Regions from separate parts of the Homo sapiens genome. Here region 2 is linked to region 1. The links are chromatin loops, found by intact Hi-C in ENCODE. Cell type or tissue: B cell. All regions are shown on one strand. Links, peaks and the distances in the headings refer to the core of each region. The heading gives the core; the rest is flanking DNA.

Region 1 (4,398 bases), core at 117-4,116:
TACATTTATCACACCAAATCCTGCTCACCGTAGGTCAGCATTCTCTCCATATTAGAGAAATGAAGGTACAAAGAATGTGCCCTTCTAGCCTAAGATCATGCAGTAAGTTGCAAACCTGGGCTTCAAACCCAGTCCTGACTCCAGTGTCCAAGTTCTTATTTACTATTCTGAGTGTTAGTGTGAACTTTGATTTTAGGACTGAAAGGGATGTTAGAATTTACCTCAGACATTTTAGAGAGAAAAACTGAGGTTTGGAAAGGTGAGTCATTTGCCCAAATGCACAAAGATAGAGAATGGTAGAGGAAGAAGAACGAGGAGGAGGAGGAGGAGGAGGGGGAGGAAAAAGGAAAGGAAAGCAAAGGAAGGGAAGGGAAGGGAAGGGAAAGGAAGGAAAAGAGGACAAAAGGAAGGAAAGAAGCCAGGTCCTGTGTTTAGGGACCTTTCCAAATCAAAGGAAATCTGGGAAGGTTCTAACTTATTTCACGGAAAAGGAGTGCATCAGGAGGGAAATCCACAAGAAAGCTTTGAGAAATGCTCTCAAAGAGGTTCTGACTCTCACAGGTAGTGCTAGACGTTTCTCAGTAATCCTGAGATCAGTCTATTTCTCTCCCTCACAGCCCCATGCCTGGACTAAGCCTGTTTTGTCTTGTCTTGTCTTGTCTTGTCTTGTCTTGTCTTGTCTTGTCTTGTTTTGTTTTGTTTTGTTTTAGAGGCAGGGTCTCACTCTGTCACCCAGACTGGAGTGCAGTGGTGCCGTCAGGGTTCACTGCAGTCTCTACCTCCCAGGCTTAAGTGATCCTCCAACCTCAGCCTCCGGAGTAGCTGGGACTACAGGCACACACCACCATGCCTGGCAAATTTTGTTTTGTTTTGTTTTGTTTTGTTTTTGTAGGGATGGGGTCTCACTGTGTTTTTCAGGCTGATCTCAAACCCTTGGCTTCAAATGATCCTCCTGACTCAGCCTGCCAAAACACTGGTATTACAGGTGTGAGCCACCATGCCTGGCCTAAAGGTTTAATTAAAGAGGTGAACTCCCATGTCAAGGAGAGTGTTAAAAGGTAAGAATTGAAGTTTGTTTTCTCTGGCTTAGGGAAATCCTGACCCAGAGATGTGGAGAAGGATATTGAAGATGTTTTATACCAAATTATAAAATCTTGGATTAGGAGATTTCAGAAGACTTCCTAACATGTACTGTGGCTGCTCTTGCCACATGAAAAAAACCCATGGTCCTGTAGAGTATGCTCCAGTGATTTCTGGGAATCCCCAGGTGGAATCCCACATGTACTCATGAACCAGCTTTATTGGCTACTATGTTGCTTCTACCCCGTTTTTTCTTTTTTCTTAAACTCATTCTGTGTAACGAAGCTGCCTCACTCAGTAGTGAGAATGAAGATTAAATGAGATAGCACATAGGCACTCAATAAATCAAAATTTGTTGCAATAATGCCATTAATAATGAAGAAAAATAACTCCGCTAGTCGCTTCTGCTATTTTAAACTAGATGTCCACTGGAGTCAAGAGAGACTAGAATAAACTACTAAGGAATATTTGAAGGGAAAGATAATCCTTTTCTGTCAAAGACAGTGATTCAGGCTTCAAAGGCAGGAGGATGACCCAGTCTGGACACAATAACAATTCCAGGCACAAGTTGCTATGTGTTGCAGGCAGGATCTCCTAAATGGAGTCCTGGTGGACACCTGTCCTAAAAGCACCCAGAGCTCACACTGCTCCAGCCTGCACCTCTCACCTCCAGCCACCTTGGAGAATGAAGATAAAGACAGTGATCACTCCAGAGTGCATGCTGAGGCTCAGGGCCTGTGCTACATGCTGCAAGTATGTGACCTCACTGAGTCCTCACAGCAACTTATAAAGCCAATGCCCTTTACAGAAGGAGAATATATAAATTCATAAGAGTTAAATACCTTGCCCAAGGAAGTGTCTATTTTCTGACTGTAAGACACATCCTTAACCCCTCTGTATATGTCAGGAGTTTCCGGTAAATGTTCTCTACCTAGACCTGCAAGAAGGACTCCTTCTCTGCTCATCTGCTTAGACCCTAAAACCATCCCCACATCCTGGCCTCCTATGAGTCTAGCCTGGCTGCTTTGCATCCTCCCCTCATGGGAGTATTTGTGAAGAATGGATTTAGCTTCTTGGCTCTGCAGCTTTGCTTCTGAGCCAGACAGAGGACTCACATGACTCCAAGTGTCAGGTCCCCAGGGACACCAGTGCGAACACCAGCTGCAGCTGTGACTCCTTTTGCACACACTGTTTTTGGAGGAGCTCTTACCACACTCTGAGGGACTGAGCACACTATTCACTTTCTGAAGGGTACTGAAGGAACATCTGGGGTCATCCTGCCTTGGTCAATATCCCTACATCTCTGCAGTAAAAGGCAAGCTCTTCTCACCCTTCCAAGCACGGAAATGCCTGCTGTCAGGGAGAAAACTTCCAGCAAAAGCTGGTGCTTTTGGACAGTACCAGATCTCCCTATCCCAGCTGATTTTCATAATTTCCTAGTCCTGAAATCGAGGCAGCATTTGCCAATGTCTATGCTTCTTGCTGGCAAGAAGATACAGTCTCAGCAGAATCTGCATGCAGCACTTTGGGGAAGAAAACTTGAGTGTTTTCAACATCTATCCTGCAGGCTTGATGTCCAGGTTTCCATGTAGGTCCTTGAAAGTCATGTCTAATAGAGTTGTGTACTACGTGTGCCTCAAGCTCCAAAATCCTTTGTCAGCAGCTCGAAATGACATCTGCTACTTGCTTAAAACCTCATGTCCTTCTTGAAAGTATTAGCCCCACTCTCACATTAGTTTAAGATCCTCATCAGAGAATTTTCTAAAGAGCCTGTATTAAGGATTTCACGGGAAGATATCCTTGATCTTCCTCTGTAATGCATCTCAATTCCTTATAACCTAACCCAAATACAACAAACCAAAATAATTTTGAGATCAGACAGACTGAAGCTGAAATTACCCAAAATGCCACTGGTCAGGTTTCCTGGAAACAGACTCATAGAGGGAGATTTTTGCCAGATGTTTCTTGGAGAGTGCTCTCGGGAACATCTATAAGGGACCAAGGGAAACAGGACTGGGCAGAGAGAGTTGAATAGAATGAAACAGAGGTTTAAGCTGATCCCATGGGGGAGTTCTGAATCTGGGTTGGCCTTTTAGAGATGTCTCAGATTAACCTCTCTGACCTTCGTATCTCTGCACAGACCAGCTTCCAGGGAGAGGTTGTGTGTAACCTTGGATAAGGCAGTTACCTTTGGTAAAGAGAGCCATTTTCAAAGAGGAATTTACTTATGGGCCATCAGCAGGCAATGTTTGCAACCACTGGGGGCACTGAATGCCTTTGTTTTAAAGGTGGGATTTAGGTGGCACACCACAGCATCCACTGCACAAGGAAACTCTCTTACTCTCTAGGAAACAGAGGCCTAGAGAAGAAAAGCGGGTGGCCCAGGGTCACACAGCAAGGTGATGGAATAAAAAAACAGTATGGACTGCTATGGAAACCGGGAGCATTAAAACAAAAAAGACAAAAACAAAACAAAAAACACTAGAATTGCAATGAGGACCATAAACCTCAAAATGTTTTCCCTCTAATATCAATATACCTATTTTTTTGCTAAGCATATCCTATTGTGCCAGCCAGTGTGTTAAGTATGTTACATTAATTAATATATTAACTAATCAGAGGGAACCCCATAAAGTAGGTATTATCACCCTTATTCTGTAATGAGGAAACAATTTAGTAGCCTAGCAAAGTGTCTAGCACATATTAAACATCCGTCTGTCTCCAATGCCTGTGCTTACAACCCACACCTTCCTCTCTACAATTCACCTAGGAGCCTTCTCTCTACCATTGTAAATTATGCTATCGCCCCAATCATCAACAGTTTAAGAGAGGAACAAGTCACCATTCTCTGCCCAGCAATCCCTCACTGCCATGAGAACTGCTATTTTTGTCACCATTTGTGATTCCTTACTAGTCCACCACCATTCTTATGCTGGCTTCATAAAATGAATTTCTAGTTTATCCGGCCAAAGGCCCATGGATCACAACGCTGTGACTAAACATTCTTTCAAGCATACAGCAAATATTTATTGGGTGCACGCTATGTGCTGGCGTCCTGCTAAGCACTTTGCATTCATTCTCTCGTACCACCCTATGAGGCAAATATTTTGATTCCTACTTTATAGATGAGAAAAACAGAGGTTTAGATAGTGCAATCACTGACCCAAGATCACGTAGCCTGGATTTAAATGCAGATCTGTTTTGCTTTGACAAAGCTGGGTTCATTCATTCTCTGTTATTAAGCAAACATTTATTAAGTTCCTACGCACAACCCAGTACTGTGCAGAACTGCACTGGAGATAGAGCTCCACTCAGGAC
Region 2 (4,398 bases), core at 174-4,173, 710 kb after region 1:
CTTGCTAATTCTCTGGTTTAATTTATCTCTATAGTTCCCTATATAAAAACTACTGAATGATGTCCAAGGCACACTCAATGCTCAGAGCTAGTCACTCTTCAGCATGCCCATGAACTTCTGCTGAAGTGATTATCAAGAGTCAATAGTGTTGGTTCCAAACCTCTTTCTGGTAGTTGCTATTGCAATTATGTAATTTAATTAACCACCACACATAGCATACTCAAAAAAAGGTCTTGGTTACACATTAAAAGATTAACAAATTGATATATATTTTTATTTAATAAATTTGGATGTTTAAGTTTTACATGTATGTTTTTTATGATGCTCTGTCTTAACTGACTTTATAAGTGCTAGTCCTTACCATGTTCAATAATCTCTACTGTATTGAAATATCTCCAACAAATAATATATTATCTTCTCTACTGTCTCCATACATAAAGTTTTACATAATATCAGAGATGAAATCACTTTAACATTTTATCATTTTGAATCCTAAAATTCACTTGAATTTTGGATTTGTAGGAGCATATATAAAATTATTAGGACTAATTTGAATTTCTATTAAGTAATTACTGAGTATACAAATTACACCTACCTCAGTTGTATCCTTAAGATAAAGATAGGGTCTAATAGATCTTGATTTTAGATGTTCTTCTACTGGCTCTAAAGAAACAAACATAAGTATTTCCATGCTATTAAGTTACTTCTAATTAAACCCAATCAACCATTTTCTCCACTGCAGTAAACTTTTAAGAAATGTAAAAGAATAATTTTATTTACTTACATATGCATTGCTTGTACATGGTTAGAGCTAAATCTATTTTAGAATAATTTGCCTTAAAGTGAATTTCTATTAACAGACTATAACTTTCAATTATTTACTATTATATGATAAAGCTATATTGTCTTGGAAAATGATGGATTTCTAAATAAAATAGAATCATATGTGTTATTCAAAAAATATTTTGGCTAATTCCTTTGAAAAGAGAAATAGAAATAGTCCCTTCTACCTGCATTTCTCTCATATTCAGTTATGAGTTTTAGTAATCTGAATTATCATCCAATGGATATTCTTAAAGTAAGTATGGTGCAGGGGTCAGGCATACAGACTTTGGACTTAGATAGCCTGGGTCCAAATTGCACCTTTTTGTGTGGGTTACATAGCCATAGCCATAGGAAAGTTACTTAACATCTGTGAGTCTTACTTTCCTCATTTGTTAACTGGAAACAATAGCACTTATAGAAATACTTTCTGAGTTAAATGAAATAATAGATGTAACAAATTTAATACGGAGTCTGGTAGTCATTCAATCAATAGTTATTTGTTGATCAACTATATGCCAGACACTGATGGACTCTGGAATTGTGACTCCTGCCCAATGATGCATACATTTTAGTGGGTAATATGGAAAATAAACAAACAAAAAAACAAGACATTGGACTTGTGCAGTGGCTTACACCTATAACCCCAGCACTTTGGGAGGCCAGGACAGGTGGATCACTGGAGCCCAGGAGTTTGAGACTAGCCTGGGCAACATGGTGAAACCCTGTCTCTAAAAAAAAAGTACAAAAATTAGCTGAGTGTGGTGGTGTGTCTGTAGTCTCAGCTACTCAAGAGACTGAGGTGGGAGGATTACTGAGCCAGGGAGGTCGAAGCTGCAGTGAGCCGTGACCACACTGCTGCATTCCAGCCTGGGCAACAGAGTGAGACCGTGTCAGAAAAAGAAAACCACCAAAAAACAAAAAACCAAGGGGTGAATAATTGAAATTTATTCTGTAACAGAAATAAACACACTTTGGTGAGGGAGAACCATAAAAGAGGTATATTGTTGATAGCGTAGTCAGAGGACGCCTCTCTGAACAGATGACATTAACCAAAATATGCAAATGAGCTACAAGTTGCATGAATAGAGTATTGGTGTGTCTAGGCAGAGGGGAAAATATATATTCCTTTCAGGCAATCTGGTAGTTGTACTGAAAAGAGGCTAATGAAGTTGCAATTTGTTTATTTATTTTGAGATAGAGTCTTGCTCTGTCGCCCAGGCTGGAGTGCAGTGGCACCATCTCAGTTCACTGCAGTCTCCACCTCCTGGGTTCAAGTGATTCTCATGCCTCAGCCTCCCAAGTAGCTGGGATTACAAGTGTGCACCACCACACCCGGCTAATTTTTGTATTTTTAGTAGAGATGGGGTTTCACCATGTTGGCCAGGCTGGTCTTGAGCTCCTGACCTCAAGTGATCTGCCTACCTTGACCTCCCAAAGATCTGGGATTACAGGTGTGAACCACCCTGCCTGGTTGAAGATGCAATTTAAATGAAGGCCAGGGAGGTAGGGAATGAGGCTGAATACACACACAAGGTTCACAATATACAGGTCTTTGTTTCTTTTCTTTCTTTTTTTTTAGATGGAGTTTCACTCTTGTTGCCCAGGCTAGAGTGCAATGGTGCAATCTCAGCTTACTGCAACCTCTGCCTCCTGGGTTCAAGGGATTCTCCTGCCTCAGCCTCTCAAGTAGCTGGGATGACAGGTGTGTACTACCATGCCCGGCTAATTTTGTATTTTTAGTACAGACAGGGTTTCGCCATGTTGGTCAGGCTGGCCTCAAACTCTTGACCTCAAGTGATCCACTTGCCTTGGCATCTCAAAGTGCTGGGATTACAGCCATGAGCCACCGTGCCCGGCCAGGTCTTTGTAAGAAGTACAAGTTTCATACTAAGTACAATGAGAATCCGCTGAAGAGGCTTTAATCAGGATCAGCCTACTTTTAAAAGATCACTATATGATTTAAGGAAAGAAAATGGATTAGAGATTTTTGCTACCATTATGGAAGGCCAGGTGATTAGTAACAGCCCTCCTGCTGAAAACACCTTAAAAGGCTAGATTGAATATTTTTTAAAGTCTAAAGAGAATCATTGACTTAAAAGATGATAAGGGATCCCTGGTCTTAAATCTAGGAGAAGATAAGAACTCAGATAGGGAAGCCCAACATGCCAAGCCACTTTTTCCCTGAGAGTATTTGTGATGTGAAGGTAAGATCAAGTTTTGGAAGCTTCATGGCTTGAGATAGAAAAAAACAAAAAGCTGACCAAAGGTCCAAAGTTTTGATATTTAAATGTTCTCCAGTTCCCTTCCCCCACACACAAAAAACCCCCACACCTATTCATTTTACCTGGGATCCAAAAGGGTTACAACCTTAGGGTGAACTAGAATAGTTAAGATTGCCACCTGGATGTTTTAGGGAAAGTGAAGCCTTGAATGCTTTAGTATGTTCTGACAAGTACTGCCTCCATATACCTGGCATAAACAATAAAAAAAAAAAAAATCTTTTCTGGAGTAACGTATCATCACCCTAGTTCTCAAATTGTTCCTATAAATAATTTTCCAAATACCGTCCAGCACACATTCAAAGATAATAAGACACATAAGGAAATATGACATTATGAAAGTGAATCATGAGAAATAAAATAACAATGTGTATAACAAATCCTTTGAGAAATCAAGTTATGAAGCATAATAGAGAAATTAAGCAATAGGGGGTGATGTGGAGTCAAGAAACCTCAGTTAAGAAGGTTGATGAGAATTATGCAATTGAATGATTGTTTGATAATGGAGAGAAAGAGAAAAACGAAGGCAACACGAAAAGCTCAAATTCTCTGAGAACTGATAATGCTGATTCCTAGCTCACGGACTCCTAAAATTTCTTTTTTATTTTGAGATGGAGTCTCGCTCTTGTCACCCAGGCTGGAGTGCAGTGGCACGATCTCAGCTCACTGCAGCCTCTGCCTCCTGGGTTCAAGCGATTCTTCTGCCTAGTCTCCTGAGTAGCTGGGATTACAGGCACGCACCACCATGCCCGGCTAATTTTTGTACGTTTAATAGAGACGGGGTTTCGCCATGTTGGCCAGGCTGGTCTCGAACTCCTGACCTCAGGGGATCCACCCGCCTCGGCCTCCCAAAGTGCTGGGATTAGAGGCGTAAGCCAGCGTGCCCACCCAGCCAGATTCCTAAAATTTCTAACTTGAAAGTAAGTTTCTATTAAGCAAGCTGTTCATACTTGACTTCTAAAAAACAATAACAAGGAAATTCTCAGCATTGAGCTGAAAGGAAACTCAGAGATTTTCTTTCTAGAAGAAAACAACACATAACACTATAAACATAAAAATATATTCCTATTTTGTGAATTGTATAAATTGTCCATTCTGATATTTAACATCTCTTCTTCTTAGTAAGTTCTTTTTTATAGTTCATGGAAATGCTTTTGACAGAGATCAAATTATCAAGAACCTTTAAGACACACATCGGTAAATAATAAAATAAATAAAGCACCCATTAATAAATCAAAGAAGTAAATATGTTACACAAAGCATTACCTGTTGACTCACTTTCTTTATTTTTTAC

What was found. Peaks named below come from ENCODE experiments on the same cell type or tissue, not always from the same donor. Only the 100,000 strongest peaks of a DNase experiment are listed, where the experiment ranks them.
Region 2: it touches region 1 in a loop (9-fold over the local background); 1 of 110 quality-filtered maps calls a loop at or near these places.

What each region holds. Positions count from the first base shown.
Region 1 is chr1:66,400,193-66,404,590 of GRCh38, forward strand. No RefSeq gene overlaps it. Among named protein-coding and RNA genes, the nearest start is that of SGIP1, 130 kb to the right of the region's middle. RefSeq lists enhancers at 144-1,343, 835-914, 1,005-1,054, 1,185-1,314. In B cell, for the core only: no CTCF peak of the experiment used is centred there; DNase peaks (open chromatin) are centred at 1,259, 2,209 and 3,339; H3K27ac peaks cover 1,235 bases.
Region 2 is chr1:67,110,982-67,115,379 of GRCh38, forward strand. It overlaps C1orf141 (chromosome 1 open reading frame 141), which reads right to left. Exons shown (of 8, transcript NM_001276351.2): 5 at 4,371-4,398. Among named protein-coding and RNA genes, the nearest start is that of C1orf141, 22 kb to the right of the region's middle. In B cell, for the core only: no CTCF peak of the experiment used is centred there; a DNase peak (open chromatin) is centred at 1,720; H3K4me3 peaks cover 666 bases; H3K27ac peaks cover 608 bases.